2 separate regions of the Homo sapiens genome follow, and region 2 is linked to region 1. The links are chromatin loops, found by intact Hi-C in ENCODE. Cell type or tissue: heart right ventricle. All regions are shown on one strand. Links, peaks and the distances in the headings refer to the core of each region. The heading gives the core; the rest is flanking DNA. Region 1 overlaps MPDZ (multiple PDZ domain crumbs cell polarity complex component). Region 2 overlaps MPDZ (multiple PDZ domain crumbs cell polarity complex component).

Region 1 (11,194 bases), core at 1,041-9,040:
TCCATTTCTTTTTGGTACAAGTAGTCTCCATAGAAATCATGAGGTGATAAGGTAAACACTTGGTGTTGCTGCTGCTGATTATTTTTATTAGTTTGAATGTTTTATAAAAAGCCATTTTCCACAAGGGATTGGAGGTATCCTTGCTTATAGAAATTCCAAAAGGAAGATGCCTTTCAAAAAAGTCTTGAAGAGTAAAATGTATTCCTAAAGATGATTATAGCATTTTATTTAAACATTTCCATAAAACACCCCCCATGCCCACCCCCAGTGTTCCCTAGGCACAGTAACCTTGGAAGTTGGAAGAATCAAAGCTGGTCCATTCCATTCAGAGAGGAGGCCATCTCAAAGCAGCCAGGTGGGTAGCTGTGGAGTTCATCAGGGCGATGCAATCGGCATGCCAAGAGGACACATAGATGGCCCTGACTGTGGGTCTGTGTACAAGGTCTGGTCCCCTGGCAGCGTGGGATAGTGACTGAGGTGCAGAGTTTGAGACAGAGAAGAACAAGGAATCAGAATAGCCAGGTAAACAAGGTGTGGCTGTTGAGTAGTTTGTAAGTCATTCTAAGGAAATTGATTTCAAGCATTCTTTTTTGACATGATTCATTTTCCATAATCTCAAAAGGTAACTACCTAATTGTAAAGCCTACCAAGATAACAAATTTTTTATTATTTTATTTATTTTATTTATTTATTTATTTATTTTGAGACAGAGTCTCGCTCTGTCACCCAGGCTGGAGTGCAGTGGCACAATCTCAGCTCACTGCAACCTTCGCCTCCCGGGCGAAGTAGATTCTTCTGTCTCTACTTCCCGAGTAGCTGGGACTACAGGCGTGCACCACCATGCCTGGCTAATTTTTGTATTTTTATTAGAGATGGGGTTTCGCCATGTCAGCCAGGCTGGTCTCAAACGCCTGACCTCGTGATCCACCCGCCTCAGCCTCCCAAAGTGTTGGGATTACAGGCATGAGCCACCGTACCTGGCCCCAAGATAACATATTTTAAAAATATTTTATAGCAACATCAATCAATATTCAACTGAAAAGTCCCATATAAGTGAACTATAGATACTCAGCACCATGTATAAAAATATGATGTTAAATATTTCAAGACTCTTGACAAGACCTCTTGACCTTCTCCTCAGTGTTGTCTACTGATGATGGAAACCCATTTTCATCAGTCTGTCCTTAAAGACCCCATACTAACTTTCTAAATTACTACCATGAGTTTCCTATTAGCTGGCCCTAATTCTACAGTTTTTGTTTAAGTCCTAGTCTTCCTACAACATCAGTTTAAATTTAAAGAAGATTAGTTTGAATGAGATTATGACTATCCACTAAAATTTTAGGTAGATTGGAATCAATTTCATCTACCCTTTTAGCTTCAATTTATTTATGTCACTAGACACATTCTCTGTTTAAAAGAAAAAAAATCAGTAGGAACTGTGTTTAAATTGCTCATCAAATTATCAAATGCCACTGTTGCTTAACAGGTATCTGTCTCTAGATTAAATTCTGAAATAAGTGGTATTTAGGGAGTATGTTACTTGCAAAACCTTCTGAAATAATTGTTGTATATTTGTAGGTGAGTGAAGGCAGCCTGTCATCTTTCACTTTTCCACTCTCTGGATCCAGTACATCTGAGTCACTGGAAAGTAGCTCAAAGAAGAATGCATGTAAGATTGGTTCAGTATTTTAAACATGGTTTGAATTTGGCTGTCAACACTGATTTTTTTGTCTTGTTTACCTCTGAGCTTTCTTTTCCCCCAAATCATCCCATATCCAAATATAGGTACAAAAACACGTGTTAGCAAAAAGTCTGAACAACATGAAGTTCTGCCTATGGCAGCTTTTCCCATTTGATGTTTACCCTACAAGATACACTAAACATTATAATCAGGATTCTGTAATTTTTTTTTCTTACTAAGCAGATTGGTGTTTTTGATTTTATTCCTTTTCTGTGTTTAATGTAACACCAGTAAATCAGAAGATGCCATTAAGTGAAGCCTTCTTTTTCCATGAAGATTGCAAAAATTTGAGAAAATTAATGTGATCCTCCTGTGTTTTAATTACGTGAAATCATGCTGCAGAGGGATTTTTGGCTTGGTGCATTGGTTGAGAGTTGTTCAAATTGAAGAAACTAACAATATGGCAATCTCTGTTTGCAGTATGACTAATATTCTAGAAATTTAGGCACTTAAATTTGTGAATTTTTTTAATGCATCCATGACTTTATTCCTCTCAGCCGTGCACATGTGCCTTTCTATGCAAAACACATTCTGCCCTTGACTCATTCAAAGTGGATTACATAGTTATATAATCAACACTTAAAATGAGAAGGAAGAATGGGATGGTATACACGTTTTTCCAACTGGAAAAATAAATAGTTCTGTGTAAGACAGATCTAATCATGTGTACTAGCAGCTTTGAGCACCCCCTTAAAAAAAGAAACCTAGGTTATCATTTAGTCCCATCCAGCTTTAGATATTTTAACGAACATAAAAAGTGAATGAACATAAAATAACCCTATTTTATCTTTTTTGCCTTTACAGTGGCATCTGAAATACAGGGATTAAGAACAGTCGAAATGAAAAAGGTAACTTGGGGAGAGAAAACAATATAAACCCTGGCGTTTTAAGAGACATCTTCATATGTGTTTTCTTGTTAACTTTCTTACGGTTTTAAAGTATTCATCTCAAAAAGTATGTATTCTTACATATTACATGTGAAATAACATAATGTAGTCCTTAATGAATTTCCTGATCACAGCACCTCATTTGAAAAATCGTTGTTTGCATGCTCTGTTTTGCTGAAAATAGCATAAAATTGACCCCACACAAAATAATACCATGCCTCTCACTTCTTATAAGTAAACCTTTCTCTTCAACAGATACTTATTAGTTCTGAAACAGATTCCCTTGACAGCCATGCACAAGAGACAAAGTAAAAGCAGCTGTGATTTATTGAGCTTTTACTATTGTTCTGAGCACTCTTATAGACACTTCATGTCATCATCATGTCATTTAATATTCACTGCAGCCCTCTGTGAGAGGCACTGTTGTCTCCATTTTGTAAATGAAGATCTAATGATTTATTGAGTGGAGTGGACTTATTCCAAGTTCCAGCATTTGCAAGTATGACTTCGTGGCTTTGAACACAGGACTCTGATTCCAAAAGTGTGGTCTTTTCACTTCATGAGTTTACCTGCTTTTCATCAGTTCCACAACATGATTTTCATTTAGCATGTCTTGATTTATTTTACTTCCTGAACAGATGCTTATTTTCCTAAGCCACGCTAAGCACCTGTGTCAAGTAAAGTAATGCAGTTTTCTTGCACTTCTTCATTTTCCCCCTCACACTTAGAAAATCAGAGTTGACTATAGATATCATGCCAAAGAATAAACAAAAGGTCAATGAAAAATATCACTTTGACCAAAATTTTATATCTGTTCCATGGCAGGGCCCTACTGACTCACTGGGAATCAGCATCGCTGGAGGAGTAGGCAGCCCACTTGGTGATGTGCCTATATTTATTGCAATGATGCACCCAACTGGAGTTGCAGCACAGACCCAAAAACTCAGAGTGAGTCGTACTATCAACCCTAGAAGCCCTAGCAAAATGTGCAGAAGTGTTTTTATAAACCTTTGAACCTGGCTACCTGTTGCAAGGCAGTTTTAAATATCTATATTTACTTTTAAATCATCTAATCCAACCACAGCAAGGCTTGCTTGGAATAAAAGATAAAGAATATTAAAAGAAAGGAGAAAATGCAGATTTGCAGTTAAATAGGAAGATTTATAGTTGTTTCCTAATACATATTTTTATATGTTGAAATTCTGTGGAACAAGCTAAAAGAGAACAGAAAGTATTTTCAGAACACCAGTATGAAGTGAAATTTTTATCTTATATATTTGATTGGTTTAAACGCCGATTTAACTCTGTTAAATTGAAAAGTATTACTTATTTGCATTCACTGATAATTTTGCAGAAGTTTAATATAAATATGACTTACAATGTTATAAAACTATATGCAACTTGCCTCAAAGCTGAGGGATTATCCAAATTGTGGAGCATTGCAATGGAATTTATGCCAACTGCCCAGCTCTAAAAATTACATGAATATTCCATTAACGCAACTCAGTCTCTCTAAAGCAAAATCTCTATGGTTTCATACCTCAAATAGGTCTCAGAACATAACCACATTTTAGTTTAAATAGTCTTTAGGCTGGGAATGGTTCAGCCTCGTTTGATATCCAAATTTATGGCTGACACTTAAAACCTGATTGTATACATAGCACAGGGTCAGTAAACTTCTGGAAGGACAGATACTGAATATTTTAGGCTTTGTGGGACCTGTGAGTCTCTGTTGCAACTACTCAACTCTGCGCTGTGAAAGCAGCCAAATAAGCATGGCTGTCTTCCAACCAGACTTTATTAACCAAAACAGGCAGTGGGCCAAATTTGGCCTCTGGGCCTTAGTTTGCCAACCTCCGACTTAGAGTCACATCTAATGATTATAATAGTAATGTCCAGAGAAATTTCAGTTTCCAAATGATAGTGAATTTTTTTTTCTTTTAATAGGAAGTAATGTCTCACCCAAGAGAAATGAAGAGCAGGGAAGAGTGACTTTCTCCTTCTCCCTCCCTCTCCCCTGGATATGGAACTCAACCATTATGCACTGCTTCTTTTTGTGGTTGCTGCTTTTTGGACTTCTTGGAATTAGTGGTTTCCTTGGTTATATTTCAGTGGCTGGTAGCAGTATATATGTCATGTGGAAGGTGGAGAAGGAAATGAATACTTAGGTCTCAAAGACCCACTCTCCATGGCTGCTTTAGCAGATGGCTGTTTCTTTCTCTCCCTTGCAGGTTGGGGATAGGATTGTCACCATCTGTGGCACATCCACTGAGGGCATGACTCACACCCAAGCAGTTAACCTACTGAAAAATGCATCTGGCTCCATTGAAATGCAGGTAAGATTTTTATCCCAAGCATAATTCAGAATATAGGTAGCCTGAAGACACATGAGCTTTGATGTTAAAGCAGTAAAAATGATTAAATCTTCTGCTATTATTTTATTTAATATTTCTCTTGAACATAAATGATTAAATTAAGAGTTCCAATAAAGTGCATATGAGACATATTTTGTAACATTTTACTCTGATGCATTGATTGTTTTATACTTTAAGGGGAAAAAAATCCAGGCCTTAGCAGTACATGATTATTTGCTGGAATTTTAAGTGGTGCTAGCAAGTGGCTTATATTCTAAAGATCTTTAAAAAGTAATTACATATGAGACCACATTTTAAAAACATCAAAGAACTTTGTAGAATAGAATTAGAAGAATATGTTTACTGTCAGGACAGTTAAGAGCCTCTGGACCTTGTGAAATTTCATTCTCTTTGGTTGTATTTTATGTTAACAGAAATGTTTAAATGAACAATAAAATATACATTTTAATCCAAGTGCTCTTTCTGAAGAAAAATTACTTTCCCTAGCCACAGGAACATGTGTTTTTTCTGTTTATCCTCCTCCTGTGCGCAGGTGGTTGCTGGAGGAGACGTGAGTGTGGTCACAGGTCATCAGCAGGAGCCTGCAAGTTCCAGTCTTTCTTTCACTGGGCTGACGTCAAGCAGTATATTTCAGGATGATTTAGGGTGAGTTCATACATGATGATTAGTGTATCATTTTTCACTTATGAATCAAGTCTTCCTGACAGTTGCGTTCTCTGTCCCATGTTTCTAGGAATTACGTACAGGTAAAATGATAGGATATATGAAGTGTGAATTATACATATCAGGTGCTTCTAAACTTAAATAATTGTGGCATGGATTTAGCTGATCAAAGATAAGTAGAGATAGATAACTAGCTAGATAGATATGCGTGCTACTACCCTTCCCATGGTTTCAGCTCTGATTTTGGGGCGGAGGACATTTTAGTCTTGATGTTACCACTTCATGTAATATGGAGCAAGTCAAATCTATCATTTTAAAATTTCCCGCACTGCCTATTCATCTAATATATTATCATTTGGACTGAAAAAATTCACAGTATTAAGTAACAATACTTGGATACAAAAGCATTGGAAAACAGAGGAGAAGAGAGAGGCGCATTAGAAATTTTAAATAATTTGATGCAGCTTTTCCATTGCTTATAATTGATTTTTCTCTCTGAGCTTGGGCGTACTGATGTTTATGACTTATTCTAATATAGTCCCCTGAACTTTAGCCCTCTCACTTTAAATAAACTGGAAAAAGAATGAGCTTCTCTGTACAATGAGAACATGCCATGAATATGTTAGTTTAAGGGAACTGTAAATGAGTAATAGAATTAGGGTGTTAAGTAGGATTTCATTAGATTATGTAAATTTAAAATACCAAGCACAGCATGCACTGACAATTTAAGCATCTCAAAAATACCCGTAATATACTCCTTGTCAGTAACAAAGAGAATTATGCTAGCTCTAGGTGGATGTCAGATAATTCATAACATATATGTATAGTTTTTTTTTTTTAATTTAAAACCTCTTTTTCCTTTCCTTCACCGTAGACCTCCTCAATGTAAGTCTATTACACTAGAGCGAGGACCAGATGGCTTAGGCTTCAGTATAGTTGGAGGATATGGCAGCCCTCATGGAGACTTACCCATTTATGTTAAAACAGTGTTTGCAAAGGTAAGCTTGCAAATTTTAACCACCCTCTTTTCCCCTAAACATTCATTAATAGTGGTCAGCAGCTGGCTTATTAGTTTATGGCCTGAGGTAATGCCAAATGGTTAACAGTTGATCATTTCTTTTCAAAACTCCCTACAGGAACAGGTCATTAAATATTTTTGTCCAATTTGAGGTTTCATTATATTTAAAGGAAAATAGGCTCAAATTGAAACTCCATGGAAACTCAACAATATACATAAAAATATTAATGAACTTTGGTTAGTAAAGCCTATTTTTTTTTCTTTGAACACAAATTGCACATGATCGTCTTTTGAAAATGGGACATTTTAAATAAGTATGCTGTAGAGCACTGGTATTTCTGTTTGCATTTTTTTGTTGTGAAATATAAAATAGTTATAGAGAAGTACATAAAGTACACATGAAAATTAATAAGCATTTATTTTATAAATTTAATTTCATTGAATAAAACAAAAATAACTACTGAAAAAATGTAGGGAGTATCCAGCAGCCCTATCATCTATAATAAGTCAGCGATTTGCAATCAAGGGATTCAATTAAAAAGACTGTATAGTTATAATTATATAATACCTATTCTAGCTTAAGAAGGTTTAGAATAAGAATAAAGATATTGCAGTACTGGTAAAGCTATTAAAATAATTTAAACCCATGTAATTATTGTTAATATGTTAAGTCGTTTTTCAGGGGCTACAAAATTCGACAAGATTTTCTGCAGGGAAAAATTTAGAATCTCAAAATTTTACAGTGTCAAAAGAAACAAAACTTAGTCAAACGTGTTTAAAAATTTGATACAGGGCCTTTGGATTAGTGGTATAGTTCTTTATGGATATTTTATTTTATTATTTTGGAAAAGATCTTTTTTTTAGCCAATTTAAAGTGTTGTACCTACAACAAGCTAGCTATAGGCTTAATTTATAAGATTTTTAAAAAAGCTATCGGTATGTCCAAAAATACAAACAGCATTTGCTAGTGAATAGAAGAGTCATACAGTCCTTTTCCTCAGCCTAGGAACAATTTATTTAAGGCATGCTAGTTAGAACATATTTTAAGAATTTCATCATTATGGATTCCTCATTAACTTTTCCATATTTTTAATTTTATATTTAATTGCATAATTGTCTTCTATAAGCGTGCTTTAAGATGGGGTTCTTTTTCTAACACCAATGTCTGTATTTAATCTTAATCATTTAGGGTCCATAAGGAATATGAAGAATCTCTCTACCCTTGGGAAGTAAGAACTAAGACAGCTTGAATAGCTTTTTCAAAACCACAAAAAGAAATAGCAGTGGGTTTTAAATTTAGAACTTATGCCTTATCCTGCCATAGGGAATGTTCAGGTGGCTTTGTGCTTTTGCAGACCTTTGGATTTTGTCATCCCCCAAGCCCTTGTCCTGTAAAACTGTTTTTGTTCCTACCTAATCCTTTACCTTCTTTCTGTAGGTCTTATTTACAGGATAGAAAATCCTGGATTCTATTGAATCATTCCTACTAGGCAAATTCCCAAATATTCTTTATTAATTTGTGTTCCCACCAACTGCTGTGCTGAACAGCCAAAAACCCATCCAACTGATCTATCGACTGCTAAATTCTCTCTCAAATTGGTATCTCAATGCTAAAACCATTTAGGAGAAAGACCTTCTTTGTCTATGTTCATCATTGCTTAATGGCTTAGAGCACCCATGGAGCACTGGGAGCAGTGTGTGTGTACAAGCAGAGCAATTTACATTCCTGTTGAGATCTTTTTCTGTTGTGAGTTGCAAGGCAGCATTTTTTGAGAAATAAACAAGTCTACTTTATAATTTGCAGGGAGCAGCCTCTGAAGACGGACGTCTGAAAAGGGGCGATCAGATCATTGCTGTCAATGGGCAGAGTCTAGAAGGAGTCACCCATGAAGAAGCTGTTGCCATCCTTAAACGGACAAAAGGCACTGTCACTTTGATGGTTCTCTCTTGAATTGGCTGCCAGAATTGAACCAACCCAACCCCTAGCTCACCTCCTACTGTAAAGAGAATGCACTGGTCCTGACAATTTTTATGCTGTGTTCAGCCGGGTCTTCAAAACTGTAGGGGGGAAATAACACTTAAGTTTCTTTTTCTCATCTAGAAATGCTTTCCTTACTGACAACCTAACATCATTTTTCTTTTCTTCTTGCATTTTGTGAACTTAAAGAGAAGGAATATTTGTGTAGGTGAATCTCGTTTTTATTTGTGGAGATATCTAATGTTTTGTAGTCACATGGGCAAGAATTATTACATGCTAAGCTGGTTAGTATAAAGAAAGATAATTCTAAAGCTAACCAAAGAAAATGGCTTCAGTAAATTAGGATGAAAAATGAAAATATAAAATAAAGAAGAAAATCTCGGGGAGTTTAAAAAAAATGCCTCAATTTGGCAATCTACCTCCTCTCCCCACCCCAAACTAAAAAAAGAAAAAAAGGTTTTCTAATGAAAATCTTTAAAAATACTGTCAGTATTTTAAAATTTTCAACAGTATTATAAAAACATTGCATCTCCCCACCTCTAATATGCATATATATTTTTCCTGCTAAAATTGGTTTCTACAATTGAGTAAATGGCAAATACATGAAGCAATGTCCCTAAATTTTATAAAGAAATTATATTTAATGCACATTTCAATTTTCATTCTTATTTTTGACCTTTTGTAAAATATTTTCATGTTGCTATAAGTAAATGATGATGCCACCCCATGTTGACTATGGTTTTTCTAGAAAGCAACTATGCTGCTAACCATAGAGGAACATAGAAGGGTTCCAGAATCTTTAGTGCTGGTTTTAACAACCGATGCAACATTAAAAATGTGTTAGTGTGCTGTGCAATTGGTTTTCAATTCATATTAATCTTAATGACAGAGAACAATGTGTTACTAATTATTTTGGTTGTATGCCATTAGTAAATTGATAGAAAAATTAAGGGGATTAACATAACTTCATTTCATTGACTTATATTAACATCTTATAATACAATAGTTTAAGACTAAGGGAAACAGATGGAGCTGTTTATTGAGACAACTGGTGAGGAATTATCATGTGTTCATTCCCATTTTAGAGCGTGAAACTCCTACATTAGAATATATAAAGTCACTTTAAATATCTATATTTGTAACAGAAGTAGTGTACAGATATTTTATTACAGCATTTTTGTGTAAATGCAGAATTAAAGTGAATAAATAAGAATTTTCAGTGGTGCACAAATAAGCAGCAAGCATTTTTTTTGTTCTTTTTACTGTGGAAAAGCTTTGTTATATACTGTTCAAGATTTACAACTTAAAATTGGTTTTTATCATGTCTAACTGCACATATGGTGTCCATAGTTACAGCTAAAGGAACTTTGGACAACATCATTATGGAAAGCTTAATATTTTTTACCTCCACAATTTTTTCTAGCACTAAAGATTCATAGACTCCTCATAGATGAGAGGAAGATGACATTGTAGAAAGAGAAGTATCCTGCCTGTATATGTTTTTCTCAAATGCTGTTAATGCAGTAATATTGTAAGTTGCTCTTTTGTGTGGTCAAGAACTATTCAAGTGTATTCAGATGGACAAAATCATAATCAAAATTATTTGTATTAATAAACATGACAAGTCCAACTTGAACACTGAGCAAGGAATGAGGGGAACTCTGTTCTACTAGTTTTGTACCAAATTAGCTAACAAACGTGCATTTCCCTCTCATTCATCTTATCTGTAAAATGATAGATTATTTTATCACAAAGGTTCTATTTAGTTCTAAAATATAAGAATTCCGTGATTCTTAGTTACACAAAACGAATAGAAGAAACTGCATATTGTAACAACTCAAAGTTGTTAACCAATCATTGTAAATTTAGGCGCTCAATGTAACAAAACTCATTTTAGTATCCCAGTGACACATCTACCTTCTTAGCCATCATTTAGTGGCTCTCCATAACGAAAGATGCCATTATTTCATGGTAGGCTGCTGGAAGATGAACTAACCTCACATCTGAGTTTGAGCTAGCAAAGAATTTTTATAGAGGATGCTCCATACCAGACTGTATGGGAGAAAGCCACCCAACCCCTTCAAGTTTCATAATGTCTAAGTGCCCCCAACAAGAACAGCCCAGTTTAAATAGTGTCTTCCCATGATTCATGTCCATCTGGAACCTCAGAACGTGACCTTTGGAAATGGGGTCTTTGCAGATGTAATGAGTTAAGTTCATGCTGATTTAGGGTGTTCTCTATCCTAGGACTGGTTTCTGTGTAAGTAGGTATTGTGAAGGCACAGACATAGGGAAGAAGGCCCCATGAAGATGGAGGCAAAACAAAACAAAACAAACAAGCCAAGGAATACCTAGGGGGCCCTCAAAAGCTGGAAGAGACAAGGAATGTTTTTTCCCTAGGGCCTTCAGAAAGAAGTTGGCCTTATTGACACCTTGATTTCAGGCTTCTGCCCTCTATACTGTGAGAAAATAAATCTCTGTTGTTTTAAGCCACAGTTTGTGGTACTTTGTTTAAGCACTGGGAAACTG
Region 2 (11,194 bases), core at 2,066-10,065, 64 kb before region 1:
GCCGTGTTTTTCCTTTCTTATTATTTTATGTTTGATTTCTTTGGTTAATCATTTTACTCCTTTTCCCTTGTTACCTCCAAAGATATGACAAAATGCAGAAATAATTGGTTTTTAAATTGGCAGACTTTTGTTTAAAATTTTAACATGGTTTTTAGAACATTTTTTTTTCCTATTTTGATTTAAAAATACAATGGATAAAGATTTAATATCTATTCAAGTTTCCCCTTCTACTCCTTATTCACACCTCTACACCCTGCCCTCCCGTGTACACTCATACTCTTACTCTGTCCGGTGATGATATTGTTACCAATGTGGTGTCTATCCTTCGTTCTTGAATATCAGTTCTGCCAGGAATTACTTTTTATTCTAATGCAGGTTGAACTTGATGTTTATCAAGATAGGAACCCTTTTGCACCTTGTACGTCAACTCAACTAACGGATTTAATGATATTTTTTAGTAGTCTGAACATTCTTACAAATTATTACTTAGTGTCATTGTCTAGCATAAAATATTATTGCCTTCACATCCATGTTTAGAATGTTGATACTATTTCTTATTTTTTTTTGCAGATGGGGTTAGAATAAAAAACTAAATCACTCTAATCAAAATGATGAGTGACTGTGAGAGTCTTAGTGACAAAATTGCAGGCTCTCCAAGGTATAAAAGATGTTGCCTTTTTCCTTAGTAGGATCAGTGTCAAAACAATAAAGGAAGTGTACCTTATCTCAGAAAGAGTGGGAGAAGGACAGTTGGAGCAGCTTTGGTTGCAATCTATTTTTTAAATGTATAATAAGGATCCTCTGGTAGACTGCTTATTGAAGAAAAGCAGGTTATGGCTATTAAATGCTCGTGTATTTAGTTAGTTTTTGTAAATATATTATCTGGGTAAATAATATGCCCAACTCTAACCTTAATTTATGCATTGCGCTTAAGAAATAGAACTTTTAAAAAGTATATTTGACATTTTAATTTAACCTTTTTTAATTTTTTACTGAGGACAAGAATATATCAAGTGAAGTCACATATTAATATAGACTTTTGAAAGACTTCACTTTAGATATCAAGTTGCACTGGGAAATTGTGGTTATTTTTGTACATCTTATGAGGGAAGAACTGTTTTTCTTTTAGATCCACAAGACTTTTAAAAATAAAACTGAGTTGGTTGTTGAGCAACCAGAAACGTTTCTGAAGTGGGCGTATGTTGTCTACTGTGTTGATTAGCTCTTTCTTTTCTGTGTGTCTGTGTTAACTCCTTCATGAATAATGCATGGGACTGTTATACCATTTACAGTACACCCCAGCTAACAAGGGCGACTTGACCTCTTTTGCTAATGAAAAGCAATTTTGATTGTTATCTTTGAGGCATGGGGGAGATGATTTACTAATTATTATAATCAATTTAGCAATATGGAAGCTAACCAGTTCTGTAGTAAGTACATTATTATTTTTCCTAAGAATAAAATTATCAAAGTTGGGTGAGGGAGCCAACAGGTTATTGTTTAGATCCTGGGCTTGTGGAGGATGATACCTTCCTGTCATTTGTTTCTGAAGATACTACAGATGTTAATTGCTTATATGATATTTCCACTTGCCTCAATTCTTTGTACTAGGAATATCTGATAATTCTAGAGAGATAATAAGTCACATTCAAGGAAAGGAGTGTAATAAATTGTGTTGGAGCAATTAATTACCCGTTTAGAAAAAAGTGACAGACCCATATCTCACACCATACCCTGAAATAAATCAAGATGGTTAAAATCTAAAAGAAAGCATTTATAAAAGAGGAAAAATACTAGAAAGCATTTCATTTACTTTGTGTGGAAGGACTTATTAAGTAATATATAAAACGCAAAAGCACAAGAGAATGACAAATTTGGTTGCAGAAATAATTTAACTTCTGCACGACAAAATATTACCTGTACAAACTAAAAGACAAGTGACAGACTGGGAGAATATTTGCAGTGTATATCACAAAGACTTTATATTCAGACTGTGCCAATGACAAGAAGAATGTCTATTCGTCACCATAAATACCTGTAAATGCCTATTAAGATAGTTTTCTCTTGGAGGCTCCTGTGAATCCAGATCAATTAACGTCATATGCTTTATGCTCTTGATCTCTTCATAAATAGGAACTTTAAAGTGATTAGAACTGAATTGCATTTTAAGTGAAATTTGAAATTATGAGTTATTTGCCTCTATATGTAATTTGAACTCAGAGAAAAATCGGATAAAGAATATGAAGAGAGTGTTAACAGAAGAAATACAAATGGCTTATCCTTGATAATTGTCAGGAACACACATAGTAATACACTAATATTTCTTACAAATCAGATTGCCAAACTAATCTAGGACTGGCAAGATTCATTAACAGGTATTCCCATATTTTCCTTCTGTAAGAGAAAATTGGAACACAAGTTAGCAGTATGTACCAAATTTTTTTTTTTTTTTTTTTGAGATGCAGTCTCGCTCTGTTACCCAGGCTGGAGTGCAGTGGCACAATCTGGGCTAACTGCAAGCTCTGCCTCCTGGATTCACGCCATTCTCCTGCCTCAGCCTCCTGAGTAGCTGGGACTTCAGGCACCAGCCACCACGCCCGGCTAATTTTTTTTGTATTTTTAGTGGCTCACGCCTGTAATCCCAACACTTTGAGAGGCCGAGGCAGGCGAATCACGAGGTCAGGAGATGAAGACCATCACGATGAGACCCCGTCTCTACTAAAAATATGTACCAGCATTTTAAGTGTGCATATCATTTGACCAACCATTGAAATTCTAGTGGTTCATAGTGAATATATCTTCACACATGTGGACAAAGATGTAGAATATAAATAACAGCAGTAGCTAACAATTATTGGGCATTTTCTATTAAGTCAGGCCTGTTTTTAGTACTTTGTGGATATGAATACTCTCTGTCCTCCCAAAAGTCCTGTATTAGTTTCTATTAATTTCCCCAATTAGGCATAGTGTTTAAGTAACTTGTCCAAGCTCTAACATTTAATTAGTGTTGAGCCAGGATTTGAACTCAGGCATCCTGGTTCACAGTCTACACACCACTGTCTTTCATACTTAGGAATAACTTACAGCCATAAGAAAATTGAAGTTGACTTGTTTTTAAACTGACATGGAAATTTCTCACATCAAGATGAAAAGATACTGCAAAAAAAGTAAAAGTGCTATTTATTGTATGGCTGTGTTTAGTTTTTAAAAATATATATGTATATCTGCTTGTATGTGTGAGTGTGTGCATGTGTACTTATATGTATATATTATGCAAATGCATTAAAAATTTGATGGATAAACACCTAACTGATGCTAGCCATTTTTACTGGGGAAGCGAATGGAAGTAGAAGCCATAGCGAAAACTCTTCATATTGTATTCTATATGCATACACAGTATATGTCTGTATCTTGAATCCTTTATGCAATAGTATGTTCATATGCTACTTTTATACATTGAAACTATCAATGAAAGAATTGAAGGGAAAACTGATATGTTTATTCAACAGCAGTTTATGAAGCAACTGCTTTCCCAAAGCACTCAAGTGATACAATATATCTGTTGTAAGTAGATATACATATTTATATAGAACTCTACAATTTTAGAGTTTCAGAGGATTGTAGAAATTATATAAAGAGAGGTTCTGTGATATACAAATTGTTAATAACAGAGCCTGGATTTAGAGCATACATTTTATGACAACCCGTCTTACTATTCCTTCTGTTATATCGTACAGAATATTTATGCAAATTTTTCCTACGATAATTTGAATTGTAAAACTTTCTATTCTTCTCCATAAATACTTATAAATGCCTATCAAAATAATTTTCTCTTGGAGGCCCTTATGAGTCCAAATCAATTAATGTCATACTTTTTATGTCCTTGAGCTCATAATAAATGGGAACTTCAGACTGATGGGAAACAAACTACACTTTAAGTGAGATTTGGAAGTATGCTACTTGCTCTTCTATGTAATTTGAACTCTGAATAATTTTATTTGTAAATAGAACATAGTATTTCTAAATGATCTTACGTACAGTATCTTGTACAAGTATAACTCAGTAGAACGTGAGATGTATGACTTTCAGGAAATGTATTTAAAAGCATTTATGAAAATAAAGATATGCAGAAAATCTGCTAAGTGAGGAATTGTGTTTGTTAATGCTTTTTGAGTAATAAATAATTGTTATGTTTTACATTTCACTAAATAGTTGTTCATTAAGAAGTGATGTTATATATTGATGTAATTCTGGTCACATTTTTCATGTTTTGTTGTTGTTGTTTTTTAACTACCAGGATGTTATTGAAAATTCTTGTGATCCAGTACTTGATCTGCATATGTCTCTGGAGGAACTATATACCCAGAATCTCCTGCAAAGACAGGATGAGAATACACCTTCGGTGGACATAAGTATGGGGCCTGCTTCTGGCTTTACTATAAATGACTACACACCTGCAAATGCTATTGAACAACAATATGAATGTGAAAACACAATAGTGTGGACTGAATCTCATTTACCAAGTGAAGTTATATCAAGTGCAGAACTTCCTTCTGTGCTACCCGATTCAGCTGGAAAGGTAATATTTTAAAGATATGGTTTGTGTTTTATGATGAGATAGGGAATAGTGAAGTAAGGTTATTCTGGCTAATCTCTTCATTTGGAATGAGTGCTTCTTGACACTAAGATTTTCAGAAGGCAACCTATGAACTTGTTTTGGTTGCAGGTTCTTGCAAAATAAAGCACAATCAATTAGAGAACATGCGTGATGTTGAAATCACGCTCCAAAGTCTAGTTTCCCTTTCCATGTGACTTGTGACTTCTTTTTCTTTCTTAAAGGGCTCTGAGTACCTGCTTGAACAGAGCTCCCTGGCCTGTAATGCTGAGTGTGTCATGCTTCAAAATGTATCTAAAGAATCTTTTGAAAGGACTATTAATATAGCAAAAGGCAATTCTAGCCTAGGTAAGTTTCTCATTTTCCTCATATACCTACTCCTCAACCCCCTTGACAAGGGGAAATATTGAACATGGTAAATTTCAATTTTTTATGCTGTAGATAAGAGAACAGATGGTAGAAATTTTCCTGTAGTTTTTATTTCTATGTCCTCATTATTTTTTTGAAATGGTTTACAGGTTTGTTTACTTCATATGAGCAGAAATCCCTCATTCTCTTAATTCAGAGTATTCACAAGCCTCATTTACATTCAGTAAAAGATATATGAATTGTTTGTGTATGAAACAGCAAATCAGAAAAGGAATTCTTAGAAAATGAAAACTCAGCAATTTGGAATTCTAAATTCTTTGGAAAAGTAAATTATTAGTTACTTTGAATGTACCAGTGATGTATAAGTCAGTTTATATTTAATTTCTTTCACTCACTGAAAGAAAGACTAAAAAGACAACCAGGTGTGCCACCACCAAAATGTAAATGTGAGTTATTCAGTAGGACTTCCCAGGTGGCAGGATTTTTTTGTCCTATTTTAACCACAAAACCCTCTGAATTGGGCAAAAAAGACTTTCTGTAGAAATATCCTAATTACAATAGCTAAAACTGTGTTGAGGCAGAGCACATTTGTTCTCTCATTGAGTTACACAGTCATGTGACTCAGCCCTGTCTTTCTTGATAAATAGAATGGTAGATGAGTTGCTCTGAGTGTCCAAATGCAGCCCAAGACTCTGGTTAATTCAGCATCAGAGATCCTTTTCCTTCTATGAAGTAAGCAACCACTACCCGTTACACTGACGTCTTATGGCAGGGTCTTGTTTCCTTGTTAAGTTTTGAGATTTGGCAGAGGAATCCAGCAGTGCTTACTTGATGAGTGGGATTTCAGCCTTGGTCTCCAAGATTTTGTTCCATTTGATGGTGGCGGGGTACTACCAACAGCAGCTAAACAGAATTGTAGCAGATAGTATTTGTGTTGTTGTAATATTTCTTATGTACGTTATGTTTAATAGGATGATGATACAAAGCTTGAACTGCAGAACTTTGCATAACTCATTAATTATGAGACAGATATCTAAGCCATGCCAGAATTATTTCATTGGCTAATTTAGTATTTCTGATGCCATGTTACTCAAAATACTAGTTTTGTAGGATGTTAATAGGAGTTATAAATGAGTTCCAAGTTTAAAAGTTTGGGATGAGATAAATTTAAGAAGACGGGTTTCTTTTTACATCTCAATATCTTTTATACTCCAGTGTGCATTGTGAATCACTAAGAGATTATCAAATGTAGCATTTTTCACATTTAATTGGCCATAGAACCCATTTTTCTTGAATAATTGATAAGGCAGAGATTTTGCAAAGCCTATCTGAGAACTATTATTCTAGTGTATTTACTCAACTAGCAAACATTTATTTTAATACTATATCCACTATGCATAGACACCATAATATCACTGTTCTTAACACAAGTTTAAGAGAGTAAGCTAATTGACATTTAAAATCCTAAAGGCATTAAAATATTGTACATGCTATAATAGATACTTACAGAGAACATTAAAGGCTTAAAAGAGGGAATAACTAATCCCTACTCTCCAAGTGTGGAGAACTTTAGAATGGTTTCAGAAAAGAGGAGATGTATGATTTAGGTCTAAAAAGAGGAGATTTTTACCACATAGTTGAGGAATTTGAAAAAGATGAAAGCTGCTTAGAAGTAAGGCAGAGAGATGTGAAATATTACTGAAACTGGTTTGTTATGGATGAAGTGTGGTATGATGACTGGCAAAATCAGAGTTGGAACTAAAGGAAGGATAAATGGGAGACAACTGCTGGATGGGTTTGTGTGTAGGACACAGAACTTCTGCTGCAGCCATCTACTGCCTTATCCTTCATGTAGGCAGCGGGAGCTAAGGGTAGAAGAGTGACATGAGCAGATTTGTGTTTTAAGAAGAGCATTCAGCTTAGGTTGGTGAAGCAGTTAGGAGGCTCTTGTAAGAGCCATGGTTTGGGTACATCAGATTTTGCAATCTGGCTATTTGGATTGCTTACCAATTTTTTTTTTTTTTTTGAGAGAGAGTTTCGCTTTGTTGCCCAGGCTGCAGTGCAGTGGCATGATCTCGGCTAACTGCAACTTCCGTCTCCTGAGTTCAAGCAATTCTCATCCCTCTCAGCCTCCTGAGTAGCTGGGATTACAGGCCTCTGCCACCATGCCCAGCTGATTTTTTGTGTTTTAGTAGAGATGGGGTTTCACCATGTTGCCCAGGTTGGTCTTGAACTCCTGAGCTCAGGCAATCCACCCATCTCCGCCTCCCAAAGTGCTAGGATTACAGGCACGAGTCACCCTGCCCGGCCTGCTTACCAATTTTTAATTAATTGTAAGAATGCTGAATTTTGTCAAAGCATTTCTTCATCTATTGGGGAGATTATATGGATTTTCTTATTTATTCTCCTAATATGTCAAGATACATTGATTTTTTATTGTAAAATAGACACAGCATAAAATTGACCATTTTCATCATTTTTAAGAGTACATTTCTGTGGCATTAAGTGCACTCACATTGTTGTGTAGCCATCATCACCATCCATCTCCAGAACGTTTTTTGGGTTCCCCAATTGAAACGCTGTATCCATTAAACAATTATTCCCCATTGCTCTCTCTACCAGTCCCCTGTCAACTACCATTCATTTTTCTGTCTCTATGAATTTGATGAAATGCTTCATGTAGGTGAAATCATACAGTATTTGTCCATATTTGACTGTGTATAATGTCTTTTAGGTTCATCCATGTTGTAGCATGTGTCAGAATTTCCTTTTTAAGGCTGAATAATATTCCATTGTATGTATACACTATACTTTGTTTATTTATTCATCTACTGATGGACACTTGAGTTGCTTCCACCTTAGTTTTTAAGTTTTGATATAAAATATACTAGGTTAATTAAGTTATTGGAAGAAAACAGTGAAAGGTAGAAGTGTCCTTCCTTTCCATCACATCTAGAAACCCATTTAAACCTCCCTCAACAGCCTGACTTTAAAATTAAAGTATAAAAGAGCCCTGTCATTTTTTTAGTGAAAGTAAAACATTTGGCCGGGCGCGGTGGCTCACGCCTGTAATCCCAGCACTTTGGGAGGCTAAGGCGAGTGGATCACCTGAGGTCAGGAGTTCAAGACCAGTCTGCCCAACATGGCGAAACCCCGTCTCTACTGAAAATACAAAAAATTAGCTGAGCGTGGTGGTGGTGGGCACCTGTAATCCCAGCTACTCAGGAGGCTGAGGCAGGAGAATCCCTTGAACTCGGGAGGTGGAGGTTGCAGTGAGCCGAGATCGTGCCACTACACTCCAGCCTAGGTGACAAGAGCAAAACTTCGTCTCAAAAAAAAAAAACAAAAAACAAAGTAAGACATTTAAGTGTGAAATCACAGCACCATTAGTTTACCATTCACACTGTAATATAAAAGTGTAAATCACAATTAGTTTAACTTTTCTGCTTCATTTCCATTATTGATATGCTATGCCCAATATGTTTATAGGGCTTTCTCCCTGGCGTTTTGATTTCCTGGGACCCAGTGAGGTTCCTCTGGCATTTTGGAGTTAAAATTTACTGCATGCCAAGGCAACAACATTACATTACTCTGTTACCTCATTTCAGAGGAGATGCTAAATGTTCAGATTTCTATAGCACTTCGAATAACTAAATGTAAAGGAATCTTGAAAAATCTATGTAAATATTAAAGCATTAAATTAAGCTTTAGTGTAGGAAGGTTTTGGCTGTATAACTTAAAGTAACAAAAAGTGTGATAAATAGTATGTTAGGAAGTCTAAATAGAGGCTGGGTTTGTGCTAGTGGAAAAGTATATTATGAAGAGGTCTATCAATGAGCTCATTTTCTTAGATTCATAGTCTCCCCTTAATCAGCTATATGCAGTTGTTTGCAGTTTTAGCTTTGTGGCTAATTTTTTCTTTGTCTAGTGATGACCAGAAGAAGTTATTAATAAATGACAGCTTTCTGTAAAGGCTGTCATAATCCATTGTTTTGATTTCATGAATCATTTGGGTTTTTGAATTTTGTTAAATTTAGAGTGAAAATATATACAGAAATACAGATACATTAATAAATATACACGTGCATATAGTGACCTTTGAAAAATTCTAATCTTGATGCTTTTTGATAAGTCTGTGGTCCCTTGCTTAATAATGTGGTGTTTGGACTTGAAGGTAAAAAAACAAGGTTCTTCAGGGGAAAAGAAAGGAAGTCTTTATCTTCCCTTCACTGATTAGATACAGAAACATAGACAGACTCAGGAGTTTCTCTGAAATTACTCAACCCTTAAAGGGGTAGAGTCAGAACTCAAGCCTGTCTATCTCTGATTTTCACATAGACCGTACAATACATTCAGTACTTGAGTTACCCAAGGGCACATTATGATTGTTGTACTAACAGGCTTCATTTTGAAGCTGAATTAAGATTTGCATTTAGTCTTTAGGGAGCAATGTAACCTTGATTTGGGGGAGAGATGCATTTTAAACATATTTTATGAGTTTTGTTTTGTTTTTAGTTTTGTGACTAAATTTTGTCGTACACTTTGTGTCAGGTATTTTCAAAGTACTATTACATATGTGTTTCTCACTTAGTTCTTTAAACAACCCTAAGAGTAAATGTCATCCCTTTTTAAAGGTAAGTAAACTGAGGCTCTGTGTGAGGTTAAGTCAGTTGCAAGCTTGTGCTGATTGGAAGTGGTGGAATTCAGGTTTGTAACCAGTTCTCTATTTACAAAGCACATGATTTGGGATTTGGGATTTGGGATATTCTTTAATACTTCTTCCAGGAAAAAAATTGAGAGATCTTACAAGTTACAACCAAAATCTGGTTAGTGGAGATTACCTCCAAGTTATTGCACCTGGAAAATTGTCATTTGGTGAAAGGAAAGTATAAGCTCAGCTAACTGATGTTGACCTCTTGGTTTACATGGTTGATGTGACCTGACAGCCTTAATAGCTGAGAATCGTGAGTTAAATATGCTATTAAAAGTGAATTCAGAGATCATGTTGGCCATAGCTCATGATAGGTTCCATGTCTGTGTCTTGCCTTATTGTAGTCTGCATGGTGCTAATAAGAACAAGATGGTAAGTTAGATTCCCACTGTGATCCACTGAGTTAAATTTTACTTTGTGCTGACACATTTTTATTTTACCAAAGTACAGTTATATTGTGGGTATTGGTGGGAAGGCTGGCTTTAACAGTACAAAATGGAGTACCTTTTGAAAAATTTCAGATTCAGCCTTTTTTCTCACCCGAAACGGTATCTTATTGTTTTATGGTAAGCAGAGGTGTCTTCTTAACAATACACTTCAAAATCGTTAGTATGAGTCTTAACAGAATATTTTAAGTACATTTAAAAATGTTTTATTTCTATCAGAAAACAGTAAGTAGGAGCCTGAATTGCCCACATCCACTATGAAATATTAGGCTAGAAACAAAATCAGAATCATTTTTTAAAATGTTTGAAATATCATATCTAATTTGGTATGAGTAGAATTAATATTTGGAAAGACATCATTTTTTAAATATATAAAAACCTAAAAAGGAATTTGTGACATCTGTCAAAGAAAAGTTTTTATAAATACCCTGGTAGCTTTATATCTCTCCATAGCTTGTTTAATTATATAATTTTGTTTTGGAAGAAACTTTCAGCACTTCGTTTTAAGTGAACTTACATTATTTTTGCAAAGTTTCAAATATAATTTATAAGATTTTATATTTTTCAACGAATAGAATGAGGATAGGATGCAAAGGGAACATTAATTCAGATAGAGTCTGTTGAGAAGGACTTTCTGAGGAAGTGATATTGAAGAGTGAGAGGGAGTTAGCTGTGCAAGAGCTGCAGAAAGAAGGTGTCAGGCAAAGACTTCAAAACGGACAGAGACGAGATGCATTTGTGGCTAGAACTTAGGGAACCAAGAAGGACATAACACAAAGCAAGGATGCACACTGCAAAGGCCAGTGTACCCCTGTCCTACAGACTGTGCTGAGCAAGTATGTTGTGTATTACTATAACAGGAAACTATTGAAGAGTTGCAGCCAAGGGACTGATAGGATATTACTTGTCTTTTTTTTTGTAATGGCCTCTCTGTCTTCTGAGGGAAGTATGCATTGAAGGAGACAATCATGGAAGGCAGGTGACCAGTTAGGAAGGAGGCTTTTGCAAAAAGTCAGGCAAGAGAAGGTGTTGCCTTAGTCTGGAGTTAGTGTC

The links. Hi-C counts contacts between places; a loop is a spot of excess contacts. Peaks named below come from ENCODE experiments on the same cell type or tissue, not always from the same donor. Only the 100,000 strongest peaks of a DNase experiment are listed, where the experiment ranks them.
Region 2: it touches region 1 in a loop (4-fold over the local background); 5 of 110 quality-filtered maps call a loop at or near these places.

The regions. Positions count from the first base shown.
Region 1 is chr9:13,104,409-13,115,602 of GRCh38, reverse strand. It overlaps MPDZ (multiple PDZ domain crumbs cell polarity complex component), which reads left to right. Exons shown (of 47, transcript NM_001378778.1): 40 at 269-355; 41 at 1,582-1,672; 42 at 2,549-2,592; 43 at 3,457-3,579; 44 at 4,863-4,967; 45 at 5,539-5,651; 46 at 6,544-6,667; 47 at 8,492-9,896. The coding sequence ends at 8,638. Among named protein-coding and RNA genes, the nearest start is that of SNORD137, 140 kb to the right of the region's middle. In heart right ventricle, for the core only: no CTCF peak of the experiment used is centred there; a DNase peak (open chromatin) is centred at 4,422.
Region 2 is chr9:13,169,521-13,180,714 of GRCh38, reverse strand. It overlaps MPDZ (multiple PDZ domain crumbs cell polarity complex component), which reads left to right. Exons shown (of 47, transcript NM_001378778.1): 20 at 4,298-4,579; 21 at 4,840-4,963. Among named protein-coding and RNA genes, the nearest start is that of MPDZ, 100 kb to the left of the region's middle. In heart right ventricle, for the core only: no CTCF peak of the experiment used is centred there; no DNase peak of the experiment used is centred there.